Regions from separate parts of the Homo sapiens genome. Here region 1 is linked to region 2. Evidence: chromatin contacts called from ENCODE Hi-C or POLR2A ChIA-PET data. All regions are on one chromosome and are shown on one strand. Each heading gives the region's core, a stretch centred on a gene start or an enhancer-like site at or near the end of the contact. The rest is flanking DNA. Distances are from core to core; before and after follow the strand shown. Region 1 has its middle 42 kb from the start of EDAR. Region 2 overlaps EDAR (ectodysplasin A receptor).

Region 1 (6,449 bases), core at 2,072-4,571, 73 kb after region 2:
GGGCCTGGGCTCCAGGAGTGGGCGGGGTGGGTGGGCGGCAGCTCTGCAGCCTGGCATGCTGGCCTCCCCGCCATGCGTCTTCCTTCTCCCTGCAGGCTCTGAGTCCCTGCCAGTCCCCTACTTCTGTCTCTCCCAGAGCTGCTACTCACAGATCCATCCTCAGAGGGAGCACTGGGCTCTGCCAGTTAATGCATGTGTCCTGCTGAGGCAGGGAAGAGCTCAAGGCTTTCCTGGTACTGTTTAAAAACATACTGGCAGGGTGAGGTGGCTCACGCCTGTAATTCCAGCACACTGGGGGGCCAAGACAGGCAGACATCTTGAGCCCAGGAGTTTGAGACCAACCTGGGCAACATGGTGAAACCCTGTCTCTACAAAAAATGCAAAAAATTACCTGGGCCAGGTGACATACACCTGTAGTCTCCACTACTCAGGAGGCTGAGGTGGGTGGATCACCTGAACCCAGGACGTTGAGGCTGCAGTGAGCCATGATCATGCCACTGCACTCCACTCTGGGTGACAGAGTGAGACCCTGTCTCAAAAGAAATAAATAAAATAAAAACATATTGTTCGATTTTAAATGCTAAACCATAATTGACACCTGAGCCTCAGGGCTAATGGAAAGTACAAAGTGCATGCTGGGCCACGGCCCTTACCTCCACTGAAGGAAGAGCCTTACACCAAGAAGGTAGGCCCTGCTGCTGCACCCTGGCTTCCCCGTTGCTGGGAGGCCTGTCTCCACACGCCACCCTCAGGCCCTCCTGCACAGTGGCTCATGGTGGCTGACACACTGTATTTGAGGGTGACAGTCCTTGCATCAACATCTGGACAGTGCTGAATGCTGTTTCAATCTCCTCTGCTGTGCCCTAAGCATCCGATCCCAACAGCCCTCACTTAGAGGAGTGCTCTGACCTATTCCACAGGCCCTCCGAGGGTGGCAGACATGCACCCAAATGAGTAGCTTAAGTCAGTAGGCCCGGTTCTTGCCCTTCCCCCACACATATCTTGCCCCTCCTACACCTTGACCCTGGACCTAAAGCAGCAGAACAGAGCTTAGAGGTCATCGGGTCTAAGCCCCACTCCTGTCTTCCAGAGCAGCCTCACACTCTCAGGATCTGTGTGGCTGTCAGGGACTGTGAGGGCCAACTGAGAATGCATGTGTGAATCTGGCTGTCACGACTTTAGTTGTGATTGTTTATTTATTTATTTGTTTGTTTATTTATTTATTTATTTAGTAGAGACAGGATTTTGCCATATTGCCCAGGCTGGTCTCAAACTCCTGGGCTCAAGCAATCTTCCCACCTCAGCCTCCTAAAGTGCTGGGATTACAGGCGTGAGGCACTGTGCCCGGCCTATGTGATTGTTTATTTCTTTAGCCCTCACCTCATTCTAAACTACAAAAATAAATAAAATAAATAAATAAATAAATAAGGTTTAAGGCAAGATTATTGTTATTACTGTTAATAGGACACCTGGGCCCTTTCCTCCTTCATGTCAACACTGAGTCTATGGAGTCCCTCCCCATCCCAGCCCCCATTCACCCCCATGGCCGCAGCTGCTGGGTTCTGCCTTGGCCACTCCTCCAAGTTCCTTCCATAAAGCTAGTAAAGCATCCAGGAGAGGGATGATGAGGGACCATGTGTAAATGGGAGAAACTTCATTAGGGTAAGGAAGGCATGGGAATCTGGAGGTGGGAAACCATGATGTGGCTGACACTGATGCCTGAAGTTATTGAAGGGTGCCTCAGCCCTCCTGGGAAGCAGCAGCTCAGTGTGTGTCTGTCCGTTTCCAAGGGAAAACCTGGTCCTCTCAATGAGGGGAAAGAGGAGATTCTGCAGCATGTGTGTCCCTGCCGGGCAAACTTTACAGCATCAGGCTCCAAAAGTAGAGCAGGGTGACCCTGGGGAGCCCTCCCTCCTTCCTCGGCCTGGGATGCCTGCCTGCTGCCTGTGCTGTCTCCTCTGTTCCCCTCTCCTTTCCTGGCTGGAACAGCTGCAGGACAGGGCCCCCCGGCAGCCATCATCCAGCCTTTCATCTCTATCCTTGTCTCCAGCCTTGCCAGCAACTTAAGCCTAATCATTGCACAATGAAAGGCTGTTTCTCTCAAATGGATGCAGACATCCTTAGCCTTCAGGGGCAGCCTCTTATTTTGCTCACAGATAAGGCTGTTTATTTTAAAGAAATACTATACTAATAACCCTCTTGACTTGACAAGGATCCTGGTTGCTATCTCTGTATTGATGGATTGATTGATTCATTCATTCAGTAAGCATTTACTGAGTGCCAGTTCGAGTGTGTGGGTGAGTCTTAGATTTACTGCCTCCTTGACATCATTCTTTAGAAAGAATTCTTTGACTCTAACTTTTGTTTGCTACCTCAGAATGTTCTGCCTATGCAAAGAACAGTTTCAAATCAACCTGGATTCGAGAGCTCATGAAACTGATCCTCAGCCTTCATTTTCAGCCTTTTCCTCAATCCTCCCCTGCACAGCCAGCTGGCTCAGCACTCTCCCCAGCAGGCCATGCGCTCAAGTGCTTTACCTTCAACATTTTCCCACTGAAGACCCAGCCTTCTCCTCTAGCCAAATTATGGTATGCTACGTAAAATTCCTTAGAATTCTATTTTAAGTGAATTTCACGTAAGTAAAGCCCATTGTTAATGTCATTGGAAAGGTTATTTTTAAATGAAGAGGTGTGCCATACCCTGCCAAATGTGATAATGTGTATAGTAGCACCTAGCACAGTGCCTGGTGCATTCTGGATAGACAGTAAATATGACCTGAATGAATGAAAGAATGGGCCTCACTGTCTGATGGGATGAGGCTCCCTGAGAAGGAGTGGGGAGTGGTGGCCTCTTTGAGGATGACCAGCAGGCTGTTAAGCAGAAGGCTCCTTCTAGAATTGTACTTTCCTGAGTACCTAGGACCAGCTTGGGGCCCCTCAGGCATCTGAATTTTTGGACCACTTTGGTTTATATAACCCACTTCTTATCCAGGTTCTGTCTCTTGACAGTTTTTGTTGTTGTTGTTGTTGTTTGTTTGTTTTCTAGGTCTCACTATGTTGCCCAGGCTGGTCTTGAACTCCTGGGCTCAAGCAGTCCTTCTGCCTCGGCCTCCAGAGTAGCTGGGACCACAGGTGCACCACACCCGACTTTGGCAGTTTTTTAACATCTCCCAAGTCTTTATTTTCTTGGTAAAATGGTTTAATAATTGGTATATATACTCATAACTAGTACACAGACTAACACAGTGTGCATGTATACCACCATCAGTGTCATCTGCACCTTTTGTCTCACTGACTCATGGTAAGACACGGAGCGCTCCACGAGGGGACGCCATGTGTGGAGATGCTGGAGTCTAAGGGTATTGTGATTGGGCAATGGTAAGAACTCCGGGTCCCTAAGTCCATTCCTGCTGCTACAACAAAACACCTTAGAGAGTAATTTATAAATAGCCATTTCCTTTTCACCGTGCTGGAGGCTGGAAGTCCACCATCAAGGTGTCAGCAGTGAGGGGGGCCTGTTCCTCACAGATGGGGGCTTCTTGATGGGTGCTGGCTGACTCAGCACAGATGGGGGCTCTGATGTGGCAGGGGTGGGGTAGAGACGGGAACGCTCTGCAGAAGGAGCGGAAGGGAGGAAACAGCTTCCTCCAGCCTTCTTATAAGGTTATCAGCCCCGTTCCCCTTACGACGGAATCACTTCCCTGGAGGCCCCCTCTTACTACTGTTGCACCGGGGACTGGGCTTCAATCAGTAGCAGCAGGGGATGCGCGCTCAGACCCAGCAGTCGGCTCTGCCCGCCTCGCCGGGCTGCACCGAGTCCGCGGGTCTCTAGCGCACGGCCTGGCCCCACGTGCGGCGAGGAGGGCGCAGTGAAGTTCTGCTGTGTGCACCCCCTGCAGCTCGGCCGGGAAGCGCCCGCTGGAGGAACGGAGAGCGCCGCTTCAGCGTCGGCCACGTGGGCCGGGCTCTGCCGGTGGCAACCTGGACGCGCTGCGGGCGCCGGCGAGACCTGCGCCAACGCCTACCTCCGGGCCACAGGCGGGATAAAGCTGCCCCACTTTGCCCCCAGCGAAGAGAACCCTCCTTCCTCTAAGTATTTTCTTCAGCAACTAAGCTTTTCTGTTTGCTCAATTTCTTGTCCCGTGAGCGCTACCACCCACCCCCCGCCACCTTCTTCCCCTCCCCCCACATCCGTTCACTCTCTTTGACCTTTTGCCAAAACTCTGAACGCTCGCTGCCCTCCCTCCCATTTCCTCACCGCGTTTCAGGAGCTGTAAGTTCTTGGTGTTCAAACCCCCTACGGTTACGTAAACAGAACTCTGCAGTTATCTTCTTTCCCTTTCTTCGGAGCTTTGTTTTCAAGTTCATTAGAGACTTCCTGTGGGTGTAATTACCGCTCTGCAGTTTTGAGCGCTGCCCACCTTCCCCCTGTTTTGTTAAAAATGTCATAGATCTTTGGAGATTTCTTTCACTTCTAAAGTTATTACCTGTCTGCCTGCACATCAATCTTGTTGATTTTATTTCAGGGCATTTTCCGGAGTGAACTTCTGCATAGCGATTTTTTTTGTCCCTCCCCACCCCCTCTTTGTTTTGCAGGAAGGTGAAATAAGACAGAAGAAAAGGGTTAGAACTTTAGAACTCCAGGACCCAACCTCAGTCCTTTCAAGCACCGTCTGCAAACAGATGCTGTGCTAGACTCAGCACCCTGTCTGGTGAAACTGCTCCTTGGGGTGACATCGGTCGAATGTGTGAGAGGCTTCAGCGGATGCCCTGACTTTTACACCATGGAAGGGCTTTCTCCTCACTCTCCATTCTTCATCCCACTCCATCCATGCGCTTTCTCCCCTCCCCATGGGGTGGGGTGGGGGAGTCTTTCCTCCAGCTGAGAGCAGAGGCCTTGGCCAACTAGATGTGTCTTCTGGGATTTCACAGTCGGGCCACCTCTCACCTCTTGCACAGGCTGGTGGGTTAAATGAAACTCCTGTAGCAACTCACAGAGCATTTGATTTAAAGCTAAGATTTATAGGAACTCACAAGTCAGAATGGAACAATAATTTCCCTCCGGTTGCACTGCCACTACTGAGGAGCAATCGCCTAATTCCACACAGAGTTTGCTGATTCTGTGGGCCTAACAGAGAACTCCAGATGGGCAACTAGGAGCTAAGAAGTGCATCCTATGTCACCAGGAGCTAATTTTCCCTGGATTTTCAAAGAGGCCTCATATTTGACCCATGTCATGGCAGGGTGAAATATAAGTCCTTCCTGAACCCTTGGAAGCTGAACGTTGTGGACATCAGCCATGGGAAATACATTTCCTTTAAACTGATCACCAGGCCTTAGTATGATCCATGCCTTGAGTGGACAGAGACCTTTCATGTTTGGTCATTACTCAGCCAGACACTTCTCTGAGAGGTGATGACTTCCCTAGGAAGGAATAACAAAGCCCCTTTCAGGCTGTTGATGGGCCCTGTCCACTTTAATTTTGCATTCAGCCTCGCTCATTTCTGTGAGCTGAGATTTTGATTATTCTGATTTCCACGACTCCTTTTGTGAAACAGAGACACTGAGGTGAATGCACGGGCCCAGTCCCCTCCTTTTTGAGTGTGCCCTCGGAAGCAGAGGCAGGTGGTGTTGCCGAAACACCCAGGTTCTGTCTAGGTCCTGCCGCTCCCTGCACAGAAAGCCAATCACAGAGATGACAAGTATTGCCAAGGAAGAAGGCTTTAATCAGGTGCTGTAGCTGAGAAGATGGGAGCCCAGTCTCAAATCCATCTCCCCATCCACCTAAAACTAGGGGTTTATACACCAGGGAAGAAAGATAACAGTGTGTAAGAAAACAGGAACTACGGAGGGGCAAGGAAGCAGTCACAATGTAGGGTATCTCATTGTCTGGATGTGTTGATCTGGTGAGTTTCCCTTCTTTGATGATACTTTTTTTTTGAGAGGCGGTGGCTCATGCCTGTAATCCCAGCACTTTGGGAGGCTGAGGCGGGTGGATCATTTGAGGTCAGGAGTTCGAGACCAGCCTGGCCAACATGGTGAAACCCCGTCTCTACTAAAAATACAAAAAAAATGAGCCAGGTGTGGTGGCGGGCACCTGTAGTCCCAGCAATTCGGGAGGCTGAGGCACGAGAATTGCTTGAACCCAGGAGGCAGAGGCTGCAGTGAGCCGAGATTGCACCACTGCACTTCAGCCTGGCGACAGAGGGAGACCCTGACTCCAAAAAAAAAAAAAAAGGTAAGGTTCAGCCAGGTGTGTTGGCTGACGCCTGTAATCCCAGCACTTTGGGAGGCCAGGTGGGTGGATCACGAGGATCACAAGGTCAAGAGATGGAGAACATCCTGGCAAACATGGTGAAACCCCATCTCTACTAAAAATACAAAAAATTAGCCGGGTGTGGTGGCAGGCACCTATAGTCCCAGCTACTCGGGAGGCTGAGGCAGGAGAAT
Region 2 (6,090 bases), core at 1,147-3,646:
TGTCTCAAAAAATAAATAAATACAATAACATAAAATAAAATTAGAGGTAGGGCGCGGTGGCTCATGCCTGTAATCCCAGCACTTTGGGAGGCCGAGGCGGGCAGACCACAAGGTCAGGAGATTGAGACCATCCTGGCTAACACGGCGAAATACTGTCTGTACTAAAAAAAATACAAAAAATTAGCCGGGCATGGTGGCAGGCGCCTGTAGTCCCAGCTACTCGGGAGGCTGAGGCAGAAGAATGGCGGGAACCCAGGAGGTGGAGCTTGCAGTGAGCCGAGATGGTGCCACTGTACTCCAGCCTGGGCAACAGGGCAAGACTCTGTCTCAAAAAAATAAAATAAATAAAATAAAATTAGATTAAAACACTGTTCGGGCTACTTGTGGTTTGACTGTTTCATTCCCTATTGTCTTAATTATTCTTAACAACAGCCTTTTTAATGGATTGAAAGTATCCCATCAAATGAACAAGCCATAATTAAATCAACCAATCCCCTAATATTTGTCCTTCAGGCTGGTTCCCAATTTTCACTGTCATAAATACAGTTGCAATGAACATCTTTGTGCCTGGCTGGAGATACCCTTTTTATACATTCTGAAGAGTAGAAGTTAAAGGGCATGAGAGTGTTATGATGCCTGTAGAGGTGTCCTCTAAAACTTGGAGATGACTTTGGTTTGGTTTCAGGTAGGAACTCCATTTGGTTTAGAATACTGGCATTCCTGATGCCACTCAAATCCCTCCATGTCCTCCACTAGCACTGCACCAAGAGTCTCTCACGTCAGCAGGTTCTGATGTTTATCAGTCCATTCTGGGTAGCCAAGAAACTACACATGGCATTGAAATCTGGCAAGGCACAAGGCTCCCTTGGGTGCTTTTCTGGTTAGATGGTTGACTGACAGTGAAATTTCCCTCATAGATGCTTGATTATGGGCAGTTCCTTCCATCTGCTCAGCCACCTTCTTATGCCACCAGAATTTGCTGAAAATATTTGGGTTATGATTCATTTTGCATATCCCTCCTTGTCCTGGACTTTTACGATTAGGATCCCAAGTTTTGAAGCTCAGCAGGAAAGGCGAAAGCTCTCTTTTTTTTTTTGTTTTTTTTGAGACAGAGTTTTTGTTCTTGTTGCCCAGGCTACAGTGCAATGGCACGATCTCAGCACACCGCAACCTCCACCTCCCAGGTTCAAGCGGTTCTCCTGCCTCAGCCTCCCGAGTAGCTGGGATTACAGGCACCTACCACCACGCCCCGCTAATTTTTTGTATTTTTAGTAGAGACGGGGTTTCTCCACGTTGGTCAGACTGGTGTCAAACTCCCGACCTCAGGTGATCTGCCTGCCTCGGCCTCCCAAAGTGCTGGAATTACAGGCGTGAGCCGCCACGCCCAGCCAAGGCAAAGGCTGTGTAACTGTGGGACTTGCAGTTCTACACTTTCCCCAGGCCTCAATTCCTTGAAATCTAAGTGAGGTAACTGGCCTGGGTGCCACTGACAACCAGTTCCAGCCCTCACACTGCATCTCCACCAAATTTCTGGTGGGCTCCCAGGTGGCTGTTCACCTTCGCTTCGTGAGACAGATGAAAGCCTGGAAACAGCAACGCCTCTTGTTTATGGGCAGAGATGACCCTGTTTGAACTCTCATGTGGAAGCCAAAGGTCTTAGTCACTGGTTTAGGAAGTCGGGGGCAGGTAATGACATCTGTTTGGGCATATCTAATCACTGTTTTGGTTTCTAATGACAGTCCTTCAAATAGAGGGCTATAAATCAAGTGGCCCCGGGCTCATGGAGGCCCCCCAGGGGGCTGGATGGTTCTATCAGGTTCTGCCTGCCATCTGATTTCTTCACCCTCCTCCACTGCAGAGATCCTCAGGCTCCATGCTTCTGATCCACAGCCACACACCTGGATAAACGTGGGTTAAGAGTAGGTGCCTCCAACTGCATTTACAACATAATTGATGCGGCCTTACAAACTATTTGATGTCCAAACCCCATCCTTCACCGGGCCTACCAGGCGAGGCTAGTGGAGGTGAGAAGCCTCACAATCCATGTTTTTTAATGCATCCGAGTTATTCCAAAGCAAAGGGTATTTCTTTCCCCTTTTGCTCCTCTAATTGATGCAGCTGTTGCCTAGCCTCATCTGCATTAAGCTAAATATTATGTTTTTGTAACGTTTTTGATCTTTATTAATTATAGCGCAGGAAAGCTGACAAAAGCAACCTGTCTCTTTAATATAAACAAGATTAATTGCACAGTTCCTGCAGAAAATGAACTACCAGCAGTTTAACAAAAAATGTTTGTCTTTAAGCAGCCCTTTGGATTAAAAAAAAATCAAAACTGTTACAGGAAGTGCCAAAGCTGCCAAATTACCATGCCCGTGAGCCTCACCCTCATTATCAGACTAAACGAACGCACACACCCCTGCACTTTCATCCTCCTCCAGGCCCAGGAGAAAGAAAGGCGGGAGAGAAAAAAAGGGCCTTTATACAAAGAAGTGTCTCTGAAGTCTGGAATGCACCCTGGCTGTTTGAAGACAAGATTTATACCTGACACCTTTCCTTAAGCTCACTGTTGAGACTCGCCTGTTTTCAAATCAACCGCAGACTGGCTGCTTGAGGTACTTCAGCTCGTAACGACCACATAATCTAAGATAAATACACAGGGAATTGCTATCACTTTCATTAATAACCATGAAATAGTTATTCCTTCAGCAGGAAAAAAAAAACAAAAAACAAAAAACAAAAAAAACCCCAGGGCAGTGCCTTCCAGGAGCTGAGGCAGAAGGCTCACAAGGGTGCGTTTGTTCAGGCAGGGGGCAGAACAGGGGGGCATGGCAAGACCCTGGACCCAGGACGCACAGTAGAGAGGGCAGAAGGACGGTGGGAGGGCACCCCATGGCCGCCCTATTGCTCGGGACAGCTAGCTCCCTTAGCAATGGCAGAGCCAGGAGTCAGTCTCTGTAGTTAAGAAGCCCAAGTCCAGCTCTCAGGCCTTTGCAGGTGACTTCTGTTGGAACACCCCTAGATATCTGGCCCAGGAGACCTAAAGCTCAAGCGCAAGGCTTCTGATTTTGTTGAATGTTGTGACTGGATGTGAATGAATTCTGTTGAATGTTACAGCCACTTGGAAGTGTCAGCCAGAGATAGTGGGCTCTCCAGGCTCATGGCTGGCTGGGAAAAGGCACCAAGTTTGGGGCAGGTGACAACACAGTTCATGAGAGAACCTGGGAGCCACATCCACATCATGGAATGCCACTTCCCTGCAAGTCCTCAAGAAGTGGCCTCCATGGCTAGTGGCTGAGGCCATTGGAATTGGCACCCATGAAGAACGGGACACTGTGCTCCCAAAATCATGCTTAGAAAGTGGGTTAGAGCCAGAAAAACGTGTATCAACACCAGTTCTCTGTGGCTTCCCGTGAATTCCTGACTCTGGAACAGCTAGAATCGTGACTAATGGAGTGTATATGGGGCATGCTGGTGGCAGGTGGCCCGAGGAAAGCCAAGGCTTCAGTAAAGCTGATGGGGCCATTGCAAGGCCAAGTTTGTGCAGAGGGGCTGATGATGGCCTATGAAGCCCTGTGGTCTGCGATCTGGGAACTCTTACAGCCTGGTGGATGGAGAGATGACCTGGTGTTGGAGATTTGTTTTCCCAAAGAGCAAGACATGCAGCAGAGAAATCAGAGCTCCCCAGTGTCTGTAATGCAGGGGACGCTGGGCTGTGACTTGGGGTTCTCCCTGATCCAACCCAGTTCAGGTCCTCCTGGGTCTTTCATGAGCAGAATATTGCATCTTTCAATGCTTTGTTTCTCTGTGATGCTTAAAACCTGTGCCAAGATGACTCAGGTTGTCAGGTTTCCAAGGGACCTGGTTCTCACAGCAGTCATGGGGCTGAGGGGAGCTGGGGCCTCACACACCCTTGGGGCTCCAGCCAGGCCAGTGCCGGCTGTGGCATGCGCCCTGGGACTCAGCTCTGGATGCCCGGTGAATGGCTGCTGGGGCCGTGGGCAGTGGAGATTTCGCCTTTCCCCAGCGTATGAGAGCCAAATGTCTACAGGGGATTCAGGAGCTTGATGAGGAGTGCTGGCTGAAAATGAGAAAGATATGTCTTCTGAGACACCAGCTTTTCCACAGGTCTCTCAAGAAACTCAAGCCTTCTCTAAAAATACTCGCACATACATACAAGCACACACATATCCAAGTGAAACCAACACTTGCCCTACACAACATTCTCCATCCTAGACCATGTTACACAGTGCTATACCACATGGTCCCTTTCCATTTAAAACATGCTAGTCTGCAGCCACTCAGTCAATGTCATGATGCACTAACGTGGCCACGGTGGCTCTGAGAAAGCAGTGCCCTCCAAAGAGGGAAGCTGGGTGCTGGCCTGTCCACCCTGCACACCCTGTGGCTGGGTCCACTGATAGTACAGGGTGCTAAGAGGAGCGGGGTGGGGATCCCAGCCCTGGCTCAGTCTGGCCTGGGTGTCCTGGCAACCACCAGTTCTCCCCGGGGCTGCAGTTTCTCTATTTGTCCACAAGAGCCTCAAACTGAGGATCCCCCAAGGTTTTAACTCTGTTTTTAGGAGCTGGTTTGACACTTTCCTAGGAGATTGTCTGAACAAAAAAAGTGCTCACTGCCTCAGAATGTTTAGTGGAGGGTGGTCTATGTTCTCAAGACGCTCTTGCTGATGAATGCCTCTATGGGTTCACCTGTGGTGCTCCCCCCAAAAACAGGATACCAGAATTTCTCAGATCAGGCAAAGAATAAGTATAATCTGGAATGTTTGGAAGGTGGGGGCATGAGGAGCCAGGGCAGGGTGCACACCTGTCTCTGCTGCCCCGTCAGCCAGCAGAAAAGTGGACAACAACTTCCACCACGCTGGCTCTGTCACTGATAGGTTTTTACATTTTTTTTCATATTTTCCTGATTGTAAAAACACTACTAATTGTAAAGAAGTTTTCAAACATGTAAAAGTATAAAGAAGAAAACTAAAAATCACTGCTGGTCCTACCATATGGAAACATTATTGAGATTTTGATATATTTCCTTTTACTATGTATAGATATATAGATATATCATAAGGAGTCATATCGTATATTGAGTTTTGTATCCTGTTTGCTTAATGATTTAATGAGCCTCTTCATTTGAAATATTCTTCAGGAACATGGCTATATAGTATTCCACCATGTGGATGTACCAAGAGTATCCCCTAAGGCTGGACATTCGACTTTATTTCAAAGTTTTTCACTATTATAATGAACGCCACAACGTACATAAAAGACACAGTGGATAGACTTCTAATTATTTCCTTACAATAGAGTCCCAGTGGTAGAACTGTTGGGTCAGAGGCCAGGCGTATAAATGAGTGGTGGGTGAGCACGCATGGATGCAGAAATGCTCGGCCACCTCCCGACCAGCACTGGAGCAGACCCTGCAGAGTGGCCCCCGCTGCAGAGCCTCTGGGCCTGGCCCTGACTGGGTTTTGGAGGCCCAGACAGAAAAAGAAGACTGACCATAATTTTTAATGAAAGGGTAAAGAACCAGATTCAGGAAAGGGAACAGTTGCCAGTCCTTTCCCTCCTAAATAATTAAGAGGGGGAGACACACTGCAGCCTGGAGGCCTCTGCCCCCAGGACCCACCAGTCTAGGCTGACCTCCCCTCACTCACTCAAGGGCATCTGGCACACCCACCACCAGTGGAGGCAGGCAGGGAGGAGCCAGCATTGGAGCACAGCTTCTCTGGGACCAGCCACCCTCCTTGGCTGCCCTGCCCTGCTCACAGCCAGGCCCTCTTCAGAGGGAGGTAGAGCTCCTGGTTCCCGCTGCCTACATCAGATTTACATGCTGAAGGTTGAACTGCTCTTTTGGTTATGGACGTTCTGCAAAAACAGACATTTACATTAAAAAAGCACTCACTGGCAGATGGTGTTATTGTTACGTTTTCTTTTCTGAAACTCTATGGTCAGAACACATTCATTCTGATGCAAGGGGCCTTGGGCTCAGCTCAGCCTTGGGTGGGTGCGGAAAAGCCTGGGGAGGCTTCCTGGAAGAGGTGAGAAGTGATCAGCCCATGTGTTGGGTCTTTTAACCTGC

The links. A loop is a pair of places that touch in the nucleus more often than their neighbours do. ChIA-PET counts read pairs that join two places held with the same protein, here RNA polymerase II (POLR2A). Pooled maps may share reads with other maps.
Region 1: a loop to region 2 is called in a map of CD4-positive, alpha-beta T cell, with 5 times the contacts of the local background. The contact joins two enhancer-like sites. A Hi-C loop is called at or near these places in 4 of 168 maps with a recorded cell type or tissue (CD4-positive, alpha-beta T cell, CD8-positive, alpha-beta T cell, GM12878 and 1 more) and 7 of 50 pooled maps. POLR2A ChIA-PET finds 5 or more read pairs at or near these places in 10 of 52 experiments (CD4-positive, alpha-beta T cell, CD4-positive, alpha-beta memory T cell, CD8-positive, alpha-beta T cell and 7 more).

What each region holds. Positions count from the first base shown.
Region 1 is chr2:109,027,735-109,034,183 of GRCh38, forward strand. It overlaps a transcript of RANBP2 not described here. Among named protein-coding and RNA genes, the nearest start is that of EDAR, 42 kb to the left of the region's middle. Within about 2 kb of position 3,322, at least 9 of the 41 ENCODE cell types and tissues checked have a DNase peak (open chromatin) inside an H3K27ac peak, as active enhancers do; they include CD4-positive, alpha-beta T cell and CD8-positive, alpha-beta T cell, where a contact is called at or near this core.
Region 2 is chr2:108,955,700-108,961,789 of GRCh38, forward strand. All of the region lies in intron 1 of EDAR (ectodysplasin A receptor), which reads right to left. It also overlaps a transcript of RANBP2 not described here. Among named protein-coding and RNA genes, the nearest start is that of EDAR, 30 kb to the right of the region's middle. RefSeq lists an enhancer at 1,263-2,462. Within about 2 kb of position 2,397, at least 5 of the 41 ENCODE cell types and tissues checked have a DNase peak (open chromatin) inside an H3K27ac peak, as active enhancers do; they include CD4-positive, alpha-beta T cell and CD8-positive, alpha-beta T cell, where a contact is called at or near this core.